Regions from separate parts of the Homo sapiens genome. Here region 1 is linked to region 2. Evidence: chromatin loops called from intact Hi-C (ENCODE). Cell type or tissue: CD4-positive, alpha-beta T cell. All regions are shown on one strand.

The links. Hi-C counts contacts between places; a loop is a spot of excess contacts. Peaks named below come from ENCODE experiments on the same cell type or tissue, not always from the same donor. Only the 100,000 strongest peaks of a DNase experiment are listed, where the experiment ranks them.
Region 1: it touches region 2 in a loop (17-fold over the local background); 65 of 110 quality-filtered maps call a loop at or near these places.

Annotation. Positions count from the first base shown.
Region 1 is chr1:110,493,111-110,501,110 of GRCh38, reverse strand. No RefSeq gene overlaps it. Among named protein-coding and RNA genes, the nearest start is that of CYMP-AS1, 6.9 kb to the right of the region's middle. RefSeq lists an enhancer at 6,348-7,314. In CD4-positive, alpha-beta T cell, a CTCF peak has its summit at 4,925 (motif pointing right); a DNase peak (open chromatin) is centred at 4,950.
Region 2 is chr1:110,198,726-110,206,725 of GRCh38, reverse strand. SLC6A17 (solute carrier family 6 member 17) reads right to left here. Exons shown (of 12, transcript NM_001010898.4): 12 at 4,524-8,000. Among named protein-coding and RNA genes, the nearest start is that of KCNC4-DT, 7.3 kb to the left of the region's middle. RefSeq lists an enhancer at 3,631-3,680. In CD4-positive, alpha-beta T cell, CTCF peaks have their summits at 3,318 and 3,518 (motif pointing left); a DNase peak (open chromatin) is centred at 3,565; H3K27ac peaks cover 427 bases.

The DNA.
Region 1 (8,000 bases), 290 kb before region 2:
TCACTCTGTCGCCTAGGCTGGAGTGGTTCAAGAGAGTCCTGCCTCAGCCTCCCAAGTAGTTGGAACTACAGGCACCCACCACCACACCCAGCTAATTTTTTTTATTTTTAGTTAAGACAGGGTTTCGCCATGTTGGCCAGGCTGGCCTCAAACTCCTGACCTCAGGTGATCCACCTGCCTTGGCCTCCCAAAGTGCTGGGATTACAGGTGTGAGCCACTGTGCCCAGCCTATCTAAATTTTTAGAAACTTATTTCCATATCCAGACTACCACTACATCCAGACAAGAGTTCCATACAACTACCACCTACAGCAAGGACAAAACATTTTTACTTATTTGTCTAAAACTTAGTGTCAAGGCAGTGCCATCCTCCCCAGACAACTGGGTTTGATGACCAGACACCCCCTGCCCATGTGGAATCAAGCCCCCAGGGTGGACTCAGATGCCAGTGCTGGGACTCCAGGGCCACCACCGGCTTGGACAGTTCCAGTTTTTGAAGGTGACTCTTTCCTTCTCTTGCCCTCTCCCTGGCTTAGATATCTAAAAGCCAAATATTCTCTCTCCTTTTGTACAAACAATTCTCAGTAAAGGAAATGGTGAGGCTTGGTGGGCAGGTCATGGGATTTTGTGGGGAGGAGGAGTGTCTAGTTGTGATGGCCTAGCTTCCAATCTTGGCTCTCTGGCTTTTGTGAGGAGATCAGCCTGCTGTGGTTTGGGGTGAGTACTGATGATGGGGGTACTGGGTGGTATTCTAATGAACTTGTCCCACAGCAGCCACAGAGAAAGGGCACCCCCTGAGGATGAGGAAAGGGGGTGCTGTGAATGAAATGGATGCTTGGTGTCAGTCATCCAAGGAAAGGAGCCTGGGGCAGATGGAGGGGAGCACCTGTCTTACCTGAACCTCCCTCTCTCAGATCTAGATCTCAAAGAGGTAAACTGCCTGCAGATAAGCTTCATGGCAAAGTGCATTAATGCTGAATAATAAGGCTGAATATTGCCCCCCAAAGATGTCCAGATCCTAATCCCCAGAACCTTGAGATGGGGAGGTTAATCTGGATTATCTGGATGGGTCCCCTATAGTCACAGGGGTATTTATAAGAAGATGGTGGGAGGACAGAGTCAGGAGCTACGACCACAGAAGCAGAGGTCGAGTGTTGGGGCCACAAGCCGGGGAATGCAGGTGGCCTGTAGAAACTGGAAAAGGCAATGAAACAGATTATCTCCTGGAGCTCTGTAAGGAATGCAGCCTTGTACATTCTGGCCCAGTAAGACTGATTTTGGACTTCCAACCTCCAGAACCATAAGATAATAAATGTGTGGTGTTTTGAGCCACGAAGTTTGTGGTAATTTGTTACAGTAGCAATAGGAAACTAATACAGATGATGTCTGTCATAAAGAAATTAGCCAGGAGATGGACTGGGTCAACACCACAGCTCTTAAGCAGGACCATCTGGGGGCATGTTTTTTTCCCCTTTGGGTCATCCATAGCCTATGCACTCAAGAATGACAGTAAGAGTTGTGCACTCACATTAGAACCAGAGAGTTAGAGAGTTAAAGGTAGCAGCACCCCTCAAGGGACCTCATGGTGATGGCAGCAGTGATTAATCAGAGACCCTCCAAGAGGACGTGACCTGCCTGCGAGTTTCAGCCTCTGCTGTCCAATGAGAGAGCTTCTGAGCATTGCCTGCCCTGGAGGATCAGGTCTTATGTCATTAAGGAAAGAAGTCATGGCCTTTAGGCATCCCCCCACCACCACCACCTGACATCCTCTGCAATGGCCAGGAGGCCTGATAGGAGAGTCCTTGGCCCCAGGGCTGCAGACATTGGGGCTGCCCACCAATCAACCTAAGGAGATGGTCAGAGCTGCCAAAACCTTCAAGAGCAAATCCCAGGGATGGTGACTCTCTCCCACCTCCCTCATCCAGATTCAGATGGGAGCCCTGCTGAGCCTCTGTTTCCATCAGCCTGCAGCAACTTCCCTGTCTCAGTCCACCCAGGCTGCCATGACAGAAGGCCACAGGCCATGTGGCTCAAAGGATAGTTGTGGAGGCTGGAAGTCCAAGATCGAGGTGCCATCAGAGCTGGTTTCTGGTGAGGCCTCTTTCCCTGGCTTGCAGAAGGCCACCTTCCCACTGCATCCTCCCATGGCCTTTCCTCTGTGCATGCACATCGCTGGCATCTCTTCCTCTCCTTCTAAGGACACCAGTCACATCAGATGAGGGCCTACCTATATGACCCAGTTAACCTTAATTACTTTTTCAAAAGCCCCATCTCTAAACACAGCCACTTTCGGGGTTGGGGCTTTAGCATGTGAATTTGAGGAGACACAATTCAGTCCATAACATCCCCCTTCCTACCAGTTTCCATCACCTCACAGCTGTGGACTGCCTCTGGCTTCAGCTCTCACATCCTCCAGCAAACCTCGCTGACATGAGAAAGGTCACATCCTGTTATCCAGGGAGACTTTGTAGGTTGTTAGGAGACTGGTGAAGTCCAGGTGGCCTGTCTGGAGCAGTAGACAGAGGAGTGGGTCACAGGCCCTGCCCTGACCTGGGGAAGGAGAGGCTTTCACAAACAGGAGGAGAGCACACTTGGGCTTTCCAGGCACGGGGCCGCAGCTGCTTCTCTCTTTTCCATTCAAATCCCTGCTCTACGTCAGGGGCTTGGAAGCCCCGGCTGAATGGGAATCACACCTTCTGGACTAAAAACTGGGACGTGAGGCCTAACAAAAGATTTTTGTGATGTTTGCTGGCGTAAGTAACAGTCTGACTGATGCAGTGTGATTTCAGGATTACCAGCTTTTTTTAGGACACTGCAATCAGTTGAGGGAACTATGGGACAGAATATTGAAAATCCAAATCCAAAATATGGTCCCTCCCAATAAATCTCACCAAGACCAAACTCCCAATAACTCTTACCTCCATAAAGCTCTATGAGGATGAAGAGCATGTTTTGCTCACCATCGTGGCTTCAGCACCTGGTGATAGGGATGCTCTGTAAATATTTGATGAGAGAGAAAGAAAGACAATTCATTTGACAAGGCACACGCCCAACACATTTGTCTCTCCGACCCCAGGCCAGAGCTGCCAGCTGTGTGAGAAAAAAAGACAGTCCCCTGTGTCATCCTCTTTCATCTTCCTAGCTCAGGCACCTCCAGTGGGGCCAGTGATTTTCCAGTGTCCCTCTGCTCCTGTTGGAGAGACACATCAAGTCCCACCTAGTACCTGCACCCCTTGGGGCCTCACTAGTCCCCAAGCTGGGGTGTTCCCAAGGCCGGGGCAACTCCAGCCCTGGGAAAGAGCTACTTTTAGGGCCTGGGGAAGGTAAGGACTAATGGGAACCAGGGCAGCATGGGGATGACAGAGAGGAAGAGAAGACACCACTCTTAGGACGCTGCTTAAGGCTAGAAGGAAGATCCAGATCTAAGTGGTCAAAGGAGAGAAGGTGGCTTGGGAGACATATGCACAAGTGCCCACTGCCCTTTGCCAGGAAGCACTCCGTGGGATGCAGAAAGCCATTTTTCTCCCTCTTGGGTCCAAATAAAATCTTTGAAGCCCAGTCCAAATCCATACCCAGGCTGCCACCCAGTGATAGAGTGTCCACGGGGCACTTTCTGCACCAGCCGTAATCAGTTCATTCATCAGACTTTCAAGCCGAAGAATAATTTCTGAAGATTCTTGGATTCCCAGTCCACTCTCACCCTGACTGGTCTGCGTCTGGGACTCCCAGGAAAAGCGCGGACTCAGGAAAGCACTTGGAGATTCTCTACTCTTTGCGTATCATCCACTCTACAAGGGGCATGAGCCCAGGTGGTGGAAGTCAAGCCAAAGCATCCCTTCAGCTTGAGGCCACCTACCTTCCTAACTCAGGAGCTGAGGCCAAGAGACTGGCCACCAGCATAACTCGGGAGGTCCCAGGGCACTGACTTAAGCCTAGGCATCTGGACAGCCAGTTTGCCCACAGCCACCTCATTGCATAAGAGCTATGCTCTCGATGAGAAATGTGCACCCCAGGGAGCAGATATGGGGGTGTGGCTGAGATTTGGCACTGGACTTCCAAAGCTGCAGGAGGTGTGGCTGGCACCTGTGGGCCCAGGACCCTCCCTGACACATGGGAGGCCTGTCTCCAGAGGCTCCTTATTCCCTCTTACAGGCCCTAAAAATAAAGCTACCAGGACACAGTTATTCTGGCCTCAGTGTTAAACAGAGCCCTGGGAAAGAAAGGGGCTCTCGAGTTTCATGGATGGGGTCAGAGGAGAGGGCAAGGACAAAAGGTGGTGGAGGCTTAGTGCCCAGGAATGGAGCTTCAGCTTTGGCTTTGAGGATACCAAGGCCACCAGCACAGAGAAGGTGGCCAGGGCCATGAGAAGTCCTTAAAAAGGAAGCACAATTCCACCAGCCAGAATGGGGTGACAAGTTTGGTCTGCATGTTATCCAGCCAGCATCAGCCTCAGCTCTGAAACTCCATGGAGTGCCTAGTGGACCAGATCCTAGCTGTCTTCCACCCCTCCACTACTACGGAATGATGGGCTAATTTGCTGACCTGGAAAGCTAATGCTATTCCCAAGCCCCTCAGGCACACACAGCATGCACATCCTCACCCAGCCAGCCCTAGCTCAAAATGTAATTCCAGTATTACAGATGATCCAGAAAGATCAGAAAGGGGGGATTATCGGAGAGCAAAGGTTGAGAAGGAAATGGTTAACCAGAGAGATGTCCAGTGAGTGAGGGATTTGAGGGCAGGGACCATATATCCTGAGTCTGCGTGCTTCGTGTAGAAGCTGCCACTGTGCCCTGCACATAGGAGACACTTAGTTAATTCTATTGATTGGTTGGCCACTGTCCCTAAGTTCTCCTGGGGTGGGAAGGAGAAATGTTACAGGATATAAACAAGATGTACAAAGCTGGCATCTGAGATTTGGTCACTAGAGGGCGCTCCAGGACAAGAGCTGGCTCCTGGGCAGCCCTCACCATGGCTAAGGGGTTTAGAGGGAGACAGTTTGGAGCTTGTTTGTTCGTTCAACATACGTCTACTGAACAGTTATTCCGTGTCAAACACTAAGTGCTATAAAGGATGCTAAACAATTGAGATGCAACTTATCTTTCATTAGAAAGATAACTGGCATAAGCAAAAAATAATGTATCCATATGTATCCACCTGTAGCTTCTCTTTATTAAATGCTGATGTGTTTAGTCTTTACACACCATCCCTGCCCCTATATCTGCATGGCTGACCCATCTTTCATGTCTTTGCTCAAATGTCACCTTCTCACTGAGCCTGCCCTTCCTACCTCATTTCAAAGCAAAGCGTGTTCCCTCATTACTCCACTTTTCCCATGTGCTTATAACCACCCAGAAGCCACGTAACTTATGCATCTATGATCTCATTGTTTGTGTCCCCCCAGGACATAAGTCCCATGACGACGGAGGGTCTGTTTGTGTTCACCAATGGACACAGTGCCTAGAACAGCATTTTGCACACAGCAAGTATGCAATGCATATTTTTAATGAGTAAGATAGGCAACAATTCTAATTAGCCCCAAGTCAATCAAGGAGCTAGGGATCAGCCAATGAGTTCTCCTATGGTTTAGGGAGTTTGGGTGAAGCAGGCCTCATGTACAGTAGGAGTCTTCCCAGTGGAGATAACATATCAGCTGGTCTTGAAGGACGAAGAACAGTCTGCAGGTTAGAGAAGGTGGAGTCATATCAGGCAAAGGAACAGCATGCACAGAGGCTCAGAGATGAGCCCTGCAGGGTGTTGAGTATGGCAGCCTTGGCAGAAGGACGGGTCAGATGTCCCTCCTGGTCTTCAGAGACCCCACCTCCTCCAGACAGCCGTTGTATGCTCTGGCCAGTCGGGCCCCAGCCATGACCAAGGCTTCTGGACAGTAGCTAGGCCGTGTCCCTCTGCCTGCTTTGCAGTTTCCCCTCGCTCCATGGTCCCGGAGTGTTTCACCCGCACTCCTTGCCATCTGGGGCTTGCTGACATGGGCAGCCTCTGCCACTCTTGTCTCTGTTATACTCTCCCTTCTGCTGCAAGAAAGAAACAAACTGCACAGCTCGGAAAACAATCCATCATTTTGTCATAACATTTCCATTTCAAAGACTTCCTTTCCAAGCTTCTCTCTGCCCAAACGCTTCCTCTCATTAGCATAAGAACTGGCAAGGCGTTGAGTGACAGGGGAGGAGAGGGGCTGGGAATAGGGCTCTAGAACTGGGGCCTGGGTCTGTGTCTACTCAGGGGCAGGGCATGGGTGTGCATGTATGTACTTGTGTGCACACGTGTGTGTGCTTGTGCACACATCCACACCTGGTCTTTGTGAGTTCGCATCTCTCAGCACTCATTACTCGTGCTGCATCACAAAGCATAAGCCACCCTCGGGCATTGGCCGAGCCTCCACAGCATTCTAGGAACTCTGCTGGGCGCTGAGGATTCAGGGAGGAAGGACGCAGGCACTGTTCGTCAGCAGTTTAGTCAGAGAGACGAATGTGTCGGTGAACAACTATGACAGGATAAACGCAATGAGAAAGTGGAGGAGTGGGGACCCTAGAAGAGGTGACATTTAGGCTGGCCTTGAAGGAGAAGGAGCACTTCACAGATTAGAGAAGGTGGAAAGGCATAGCAGGCAAAGGGAACAGGGGTCACAAACTCCCAGAGGCGAACCCTGCAGGTGTTGGATGTGGCTGTGGCAGAAGGACAGACGGCAGGCAACACCTGCTGGGTGGACGTGAATGGCCACCAAGGCTTCCTCAGCTGCCCTCTCCCTGCCTGGACCTTATTGGCAGATAGGGCTGGTGGGATATCCAGAAACAAGTCAGCCCCGCCCTGCAAAGGGGCCCCTCTAGCCTTGCAGCTCCTCCCTGGCCTCCAGGTAGGCCCTCTTCATAAGCAAACCACGGATGTGCTGGTGGCCCCTTCCCAAAGCCTCCTCATTCACCACCTGGCACAGCCCTCAGAAGGCCTGACCACAGAGACCAATGTGGACCCCGTCCCAGAACCATAAATCCCTGGTGGCCATTTGTCCTTCTAACATGCACAGAGGAGTTCCAGGGGGACAGCAAGGGAATGGGGAGTGTTCTAGGCCAGCTAGGGGAGGGAGAAGACATGGGGAGTGGGCCTGAGTGTGTGCTGGGAAGGGGGGATATAAAGATCCAAGAGGAAAGAGGAGACAAAGAAAGCAGTGTGACTCTTGTGGACCTTACCAAGTGACTCATTCATTCATTCACCCTACAATACTTGATGGGACATTCCATGAATTGGGCACCTAAGATATCAAAATGAGAGGTGAGGCTGGGCATGGTGGCTCTTGCCTGGGAGGCTAAGGTGAGCGGATCACTCGTGGTCAGGAGTTCAAGACCAGCCTGGATAACACGGTGAAACCCCATCTCTACTAAAAATACAAAAATTAGCTGGGTGTGGTGGCACATACTTGTAATAACAGCTACTCAGGAGGCTGAGGCAGGATAATTACTTGAACCCAGGAGGCAGAGGTTGCAGCGAGCGGAGATTGCATCACTGCACTCCAGCCTGGGCAACAGAGCAAGACTCTGTCTCAAAAAAAAAAAAAAAGAAAAGAAAATGAGAAGTGCACAATGTCTGTGCTCAGTGAGCCCAGAGGCCATGAGGAAGACCAACAGGGAAATAAGTGGTATGACACTAAGCCCCCAGGCTCGTCAGAAGCATCCTGAAGAGATGTGGACTGAGTTGAGGTTTGAAGGTTGATTGAAAGTCAGAGGAGTTGGAGAGGAGTTGGAGAGTAGAGAACATTCCAGGCAGAGAGTTCTCTGCAGCCAGGAACATTGCTGAGGCCACAGGGGTGCTGTGTGGCAACACTGCGTTAGCCCCAGTGGGGAGCTGCCCTCGCTGTGCCCTCACTGCCCTCCCAGGACAGGGGTCACCACCAGGGCCAACTGGGCAGGGGGTGAGACAGGACCCATTTGGTCCAAACCTCACATTTGTGAAAGTCATCATATTTAGACTTTCTACATTATCTCCAGTTGG
Region 2 (8,000 bases):
AGAAGAGATCAGAAGCTCGGGCCTGGGCAGGGCTCAGGGCCTCATACACTATGGACCTGGAGTCATAGGGTTGGAGGGGACCTGAGTGTTAGCTCATGGACACCTTCCCCCCGCTTAGGGATGTCAGGCCTAAGCAGCAGCAGCGAACTCTGAGAGACGGAGCTAGGGCTGGTGTTGGGCCAAGGACAGAGAACGATACGGGGGCCACCAGCTGAGTGGACCCTAGAGGCCTCCTTGTTTAAGGCTCCTGGGCTGGGAACTCAGCCTGCATCCAGACAGCACACTCCCGCCACCGCGCCTGCCACATGCACGCTAGCCCAGGGTCCGGCTGGCAAGACCTCTTGACACTTAGCATTTCTCCATCTAGAAAAGTAGAGATTGCTCCCACCTGGGCTAAGTTCCAGGAAAAACTGGTTCATTCCATTAGAGGAGTTAATTAGTCCTGATGGGCCCAGTCCCCTCCAGCAATATCCTGGGGAAAGGGGAAGCAGGTGTCTGGAGAGACAGGCCAAACTCAGGTTCCTCTTGGGTGCTCCTGAAGTCCAGGGATTCTTCCCTGCTTGGGTCAGCCCTGGGCAGAATGGAGGGACCCAGAACCCAGGCAGCTCAGACCCAGGGACAGAGAGCAGATCCCCACTGAGTCTTTATGCTCTGCAGCCAGGACTGTGCCTGGCATGGATCAATCTTTGTAAGGGTTTGTGGTTGAATGACAGGCATAGTCTTCTCCCATCTCAAGGTTTCTTCCCACCTAAGATGATGTAATTAAAGAATGCAGCAGCGTGCCTGGCACCAGTGAGTGTGCCAGGAAGGGAGATGCCCAAGTCAGATTGTGACTGCCTCTGCGAGCCAGGGACTCTTGCCTGGTCCTTTGTATATTCCCAGTGCTCAGCACAATCCCAGGCACTCAAAATACCTGATTCATGCTTGCTTGATGCATGGAATTAATGAGGCGGGGGGTGGCGGGGGAGGAGTCCTCCCTGTCAGTTTCTTGCTGTGTGGCAGAGAGTGCACTAGATTGGGAGTCAAGAAACCCAGGCATTGGCCCCGATCTTCCCCTTGCTTGGTTGTGGGAAGTCTGGTCTTTTCCTCTTTGGGCCTCCGTTTCCCCCATTGTTGTACAAGGAGGTTTGACCAGATAATCACTAAGGTTCATATTCTGGTTACTATTGTTATGAAACAAATTACCCCTAGTATGTAGTGATATAAACCCAACAGCCATTTTATTTTGTTTATTATTTTATGGGTCAGGAAATAAGGAAGGGCTCAGTTGAACAGTTCTTGCTTAGGGTCTCTTATGCAGCTACAATCAGATGTCAGCGGGCTGCAAACATCTGAAGCTCAGCTGGGCTAAACGTTCAGTATGCTGTGTTCATGTGGCTGGCAGTTGACACTGGCTGTTGGCTGGAAGCTCAGCTGAAGCTGTCAACCTAAGCATCTGCAAACATATCGCCTCCCTAGCATGGCAGTCTCAGGGTGGTTGGCTGTCTTACATGGCAGCTGGCTGCCTCTAGAATGAGTATCCCTAGAACACCAGGTGGAAGTGGCACGGCCTTTCCTAATCTAGCCTTGGAAGTCACATAGCATCACTTCTACTATACCCTGTTGGTCACAGGAAGCATTTGCTCACCCAGATTCAAGAGGAGGAGCATAGACTCCACTTTTGATGGGAGAAGTATTAAAAAGAATTTGGGGCCAACCAACAACAAAGAAAACAAAAACAAAACCCCACAATAGCCTTGTGGTCTGTGGAATACTTTAGCCTTGGCCCAAGTCCCTATGACTGGAGCTGTCTGGTGGTGACTGCTGGGGTGAACATGATAATGTACAGGATCAGTGAGACCCCCACACTCTGGTACTCCCTTTCCTGGAGAGAGTTCCTTTTCTGCCTTCCTTCCTTGGCTTCTCTGGATTTTAGGCTGAAACTGTCCTTTGTGAATAGCTTTAGGAGATGGCTCATTGCATGGGTGATGGGGCCCCCAGAATGAAGTAGGCCCCATGGCCTTGCCCAGGATCGCAAGAAGGAAGGAAGGAAATATTTAATGAGCACCTATTGTATCCCCATATGGAAAGAAGTCGATACTGTATTCCAGTAGATGTTACTGATGAAGTTCATTTTTCCCTCATACCATCTCTAAGGAAGAGATTTTATTGTCGTCCTCCTTTTACAGATCAGAAAATGGAGATTCCAGGGTTAAAGTGGCTTCCCCAAGGTGGTATGGTTGGCGACAGACCCATGATTCAAACCACTCATGCCACCTGCCCTGGGGCAAACCTGAGGCAGAAGCAGTGGCCTCACCTGTCCTCCTGCATGCCCTTCTCATCCTCCTCTGACTGCTCCCTCCACCCAGGGCCCAAACTTAACCACTCACCTCCCCACCAGAAATGACCTGCTGTGTGTCCCAGTTCTGTGTCTCTAAGCTGACATCCCCTCAGGAGAAGGCTTCCATGCATGTGCAGGTGACTGATGACAAAGATCCCTAACACTCTAGAATCAGCCCATTACATGGGCAGCCAGACTCTCCCCACTCCCCATCAACAAGGGGGGCTTCTGTGTGCCCTCCCCTTTATTTGGGCAGATGCTGTGACCCACAGAAGATGGTAGAGGTACTGTGCCATTTTCCAGCCCCAGGCCTTAAAAACCTGGCAGCTTCCACCTCCTGTCTCTTGAAATGGTCTCTCTGGGGACCCTAAGCCCTTCAGTCAGAAGTCTGGCCAAGTAGCCATGCTGGAGAGGCAGTTGTAGGTGCTCACTCTGGCCGGCAGGCCCAGCTGAACTCAGTCTTCCAGCCATTCTCACTGGAGTGCCCGGCATTTGAGTGAATGTGAGGGCAGCTGCCTTGGACCCTCCAGACTAGTTCGCTGCTAGTTGAATATCACTGAGTGACCTTGGTTGCCACCAGAAGAGTTGCTCAGACGAGTCCTGCCTGAATTCCTTACTCAGAAAACTGCGAGATAGAATGGTTGTTTTAAGCCGCTCAGACTTGGAGTAACTTGGAACACAGCAATAGATAACTGGACCAACATGTGTTATCTCATTGAATCTATTTATTATGTCTGTTTTACAGACTAGGACATTTAAGCTCAGAGCGATTAAATGACTCGCTCAAGGCCTCCCAGGAAGCAGGAAGCTGGGTGGCATTTGAACTTGAACTTGAGAAGTATGACTCTAGAGCTCCTTGGAACCAAAGCCCTTGTTATGCTGCATCTTGGTGGATCTGTGTGCCCCTCCTGGCAAGAGGGCTTGCATCTCAACCAAAAACATTACCTTCAACCAAAAGACTGAATACTTGACAAGGAGTGACTTTCAGCACCAGGCCATTTCCTGGTTTGAAAGATACATGGGGAGATGTGGAGTTATAGGGCCGGTCCCCTCCCTCTGCCAAACTCAGGACAGCAGGGGCTGATTTTATCTTTATTCATCTATAGCTGGCATGGAGCCTGTCCAGGGTGGGTACGTAATAAATGTTTGTTCAACAAATAAACTAACCCACAAAGGAATAAATGACAGAGAGGAAGGCAAGCAGACTATGATCTGGCGAGAAAGGTTTTCCTGCCATCTGGTGGCTATTCCTGGAACAACACTTTCTATGGCAAGAGAAGAAAATGGCAGGTTCCTTCAGGGTCCTTGGCTGTGTGCGTCTGAGTGCAAGCAGCATCATTCCAGCCTGGAGCTGGGTGGGGTGGGGGTGAGGCCTCCTCCAGGAGCCAGACTTCTTGTTTCTTTCAATGTCGGTGCTCCTAGAGGGTGAGGCAGGAAGAAGAGCTTCCCAGCCACCAGCACAGTCCGTTCTTCACAGTGCTGAGTATTCAGTGGGTGTTTAATAAATGAATACTTGGGGCTGGAATGTTAGAACAGAGGTGATGTCAGATCCCCTAGTTCGTCTTTACCTTCTACTGAAGTTTGCAAGAGGGATAGCTATCTTGAAGAGAGGGGCAGAACTTTAGAATATGCCTGTTCCAGGGGAGCCCACCCCCCCCCCAACCCAGCACCCAAGAGAGTCCTGGTCCTTGCTGTCAGACCTCTCAACACTGGCACCTTCCCACCCCTGTCCTTCCCTGAGGTGGGCCTCCACACACCCCACCCTTGCCAGGCTGACAAGTATAGCTTTTCCTGGTAGTCAGGTGGGACAGGAGTTTCCCCTACAGGGTCCTGTAAGAGACCACCAAATACCATCCTAATTTCAGATGCAGTTTCACCTGGAAAAATGTAGCCAGCAAAGGGTCTCCCTTAGGAAACGGTTGCAAAGATGACAGGAAATTAGACATGTGGAATCGCTGGACCCCAATAGGGCCCTCTACAAGTGTGTGCATTGTTAATACCTAGGACAATTCATAGGAAAATACAGATATGAACCTGTGCACACTCCCCGCGCTGCTCCTCAGCCAGCCAGCACCCACAACCCCCCTCAGCAGTCCTGTCCACCCATCCCAGTCCAAGCTTTTCACCCCAAAGCTTCCCGCAGGATCCTTGGCCACCCTTCCCTCTCCCTCATTGCAAGAGCAGGTGAGAAAGGCAAGAAGGGTTTGGTAAGAACAGACACTTTATTGCACACTATGGTGGGGGAGAGAGGAAGAGGGGTCTAGGGTGACAATGCCTCATCCCCTCCCCTGGGCTGAGTGGTTTTGACCCAGGGCTCTGACCAGCCATGGGACACATGGACTTGAATTGTTCTGAACTTATGCCAGAACCCAAAGTGACGGCCTGGTGTGTATGCTTGGGTCTGTATAAAGCAGAGCTTTCAATGAGAAGAGGCCCTAGGCCCCCTCCCCCAGCCAAAGTCATCGGGCCCCAGTGAAGCAGCAGACCTCACATCTCAGGGCCTATTTGAAGGATCCAGGGATGCTCAGGGAGCCAGGTTCATTCTAACCAGTTTAGTTTCCAGCTCTTTTCACAGTGGGGAGTACTCTGGGGGAGTGGGGTGGGGCGTGGGGGTGAGGAAGGGCAGAAAAGCAGCCCCTCCGCCTGGTAATACTGCAGGCCTGTGCAGTGCCTGGGACCGTGTCTCCTGGGCCCCAGCCTCATGACCCACACAGGCTGACTCGGAGCGGGGGTTCTCCTGGCACTGGGAAAGCAGCAACCCCTGCACATGTATTGCTGGAGGGCAGAAGCTGACCTCACTGGCATTAACTGATGTGCCCTACCTGTTCAGCCCCCATCTGGGCCTCGGGCTTCATGTTGCCTCAGTGAGGAGGGCGGAAGTCTCCCTGAGCAAGAAGCTGGTGATGGGGCTGGAGGGCAGGCAGAGGTAGGGGATCAGGGGACTGTTGACTCTTTCAGGCACATCCCTGCCCTGGAGTTCCCTCTGCCTTCTGGTGGGCACTGTGTGGACAGCACCAAAGCCAGTGGGGGTGGGGACCCTGTGAAGGGACTTGGGGACCTGGTCCTCTCCTGCTACCTCCTGCTCCTCCAGGATTCTGGGGCTGGATCTTAGCTCATCAGGTGACCCCACCTGCCTTTGACTCCAAAGGCATCAAAAGCACAGTGGGGAGGGGGCAGGCGGCCCTTTTCAAACACTGTCAGGACTGCGTCAACGGCAAATGCAGCAGTGCTATGAGATCCCTCTTGGGGTCTCGCCATCTTAAGAATCCTAGTACTTTTCCTCTGGAGAAGAGCTAGCGATTCTACTGGGAACAGCAAGAAGCTGACTGGTAAATAAATTTGAGGATTTTTTTTTTCCCTTAACGCCCTCCTTCCCTGTTTCTGGCAAACCCAGTGGTGTGAAGGCAATGAGTCACCAGCAAGAAACACATGCCTTTCCCCGTAGCAGGGGGCTCCCGAAGCACCCTGCCGGCCCTGAGGCTCCCAATAGAGCCAAGAGGAGGAGGAGGAGGCAGGGGGAGGGAGCGTGGTCTTCAGGAAGGTGGTGAACACTGGGAGTCACAGATCAGCACGCTACACACACCCACACTCACGTATGTGCACACCATACACACAGCACGCACACACACACCCCGAGCTCTAGGCCCTACGTCTAACACACAGCGAAGACACAGCAAAAGGCTACAACGAGCACTAGCGCGCCCACACCTAGCAAGCACACAGCCCCAGCTCAGCCCCTCCCGCTGGGGCCTGGCCCAGCCACACGCTACAAAATTAAAAATATATCAAATATACAATGAAAATAGATCTGTACAGCACTGAGGATGAAAATAGTCCACCAGCCACAGTATAATATTGGGTTTGTCATTTAACAGCATTTACACCCACATGTACAGAGTGAATATACAATAGAAACAGAATATATAGAAGAGTATATATAGTAGAGTGTCTCTCCTGGGGCTCTGCTTTTCCTGTTGCTAATTCTGCTTGGGATTTGGCAAGGGGCCAGGTAGGAGGTGTTGTCGGGTGAGGGGGACTGCGGTGGGATGTTGTGCCCCAAAAGCTCATCTCTTTGGGGAGATGTGGGTCTCTCTCTCCCCTCAAACACTCAGGAAAGACAGGTAGGGCAGAGGGGGCTAGAAAGGGGAAGCTGTGGAAGAGGGATGAGTAAGGGAGATGGCAGGGTTGGGGGATAGACTGCTCCCAGGCTTGGGGGAACAGTAAGGAACTCAGGGGTAAAGGAGGGGACCCTGATTCTGGTCTGTCCCTCCAGGTCCTAAGAGCAATCTGAGCCACAAGAGTGACTTGCGACCCTTCGTGAGGGTGTCCGGGTTGAGCACTGTGGCCTGTTTCTGCCCTGCCCACCAGAGCTCTCAAAGATGGAGCCAGTATTCCCTCCTTTCTCCCTCCTTTCCTTCCTTCCCCCACCCCATCCGTCCATCCATCCATCCATCTATCCATCCACCCCCACCCCCCAACCCATCCATCCATCCATCCATCCATCTATCCATCCATCCACCCCCACTCCCCAACCCATCCATCCATCTATCCATCCATCCATCCATCTCTCTGCAGACATTTACTCTTGGGTCAGGTTCCTCCCTGGCTGCACTCTGAGAATGGGTTCTCTTCCAGAGGAGGCCCTGAAGGTAATGGCAGGTGGGGTCGCTGTTGTCAGCTGCAGCCTTCTGCACAGGCTGGCCTCCATCCTGAAGACCAGCCCTTGCCTTTGGCAGCCTCTACTGTCCACAGCACTGCCTATGGCACTGGCCACTGTGGGCCAGGAAGGCTTGGGAAAGGTTTCCAAGGTGTCTGCACATGATGTGCACACTGGGCGGCTGTGCTTGTGTAATAAGGAGAGTGAGTGGTGGCTCAAAGGGGCAGTGAAATTATCTGTCTTTCCCCAGGAGTGAGGCTTCCTGGGGATAAGCCTGTGAACTCCAGGGACCCCTGTTCCAGGGGAAAAGCTGCCACTAGACAGAACATTGGACCCCAGGTGAGGAGGGAGGGGAGTGTGCTTCACCATTGTGCTCCAAACCATCTAATTTGTGCTAGGAACCAACAATTTGTGCTCTGGAAACCTCTCCGTGCACTGTCCTTCTCTCTCCAGGAAAGAGGCAGAGGCCACCACTGTGGGCTGGGGAGGGGTGCTGGGGACAGGGAGATGGCTAAGCCCTAATTGAGGTGGGGAAGGTTCTGGTCCCGGTCACTGCACTCCCAGACAAGATGCAGGAGCACACACCACACACCCCAGGCAGGGCCAAGGACATGGGAAGATTCCACCCAGGGACCAGGGCAGAGGAGGTTCCTCACCTTCTGCTACCAAGGCTCATGCTGAAGCCAAGGGCAGCACATACCTCAGAAAACAGAACTTGGGGCTTCTGCCTAGGCCCTCCCAAGTCTGAGCCCTGAGCCCTGGCACACCTGCTCCCACCCTCCGCCTTGGAGCAGGTAGCCTCTTGGACCAGGAGCAACCCCGTCTGGGCTGGGCAGGATGGTGTCCTGTTCTCATGGCAGAGTGAGCCAAAGTCCACTCTCCTTCCCCAGCCCCAAGGCCTCTCACCACCACCATCTGACCCCACAGCCCTAAGAACTGCAGGTGGCAAGTTACAGGGAGAGAGGGAGGTGAGTGACTCCTGCAGTGGCCACTTGGAATCTCCCATGGACTGGGAAGCAGGCC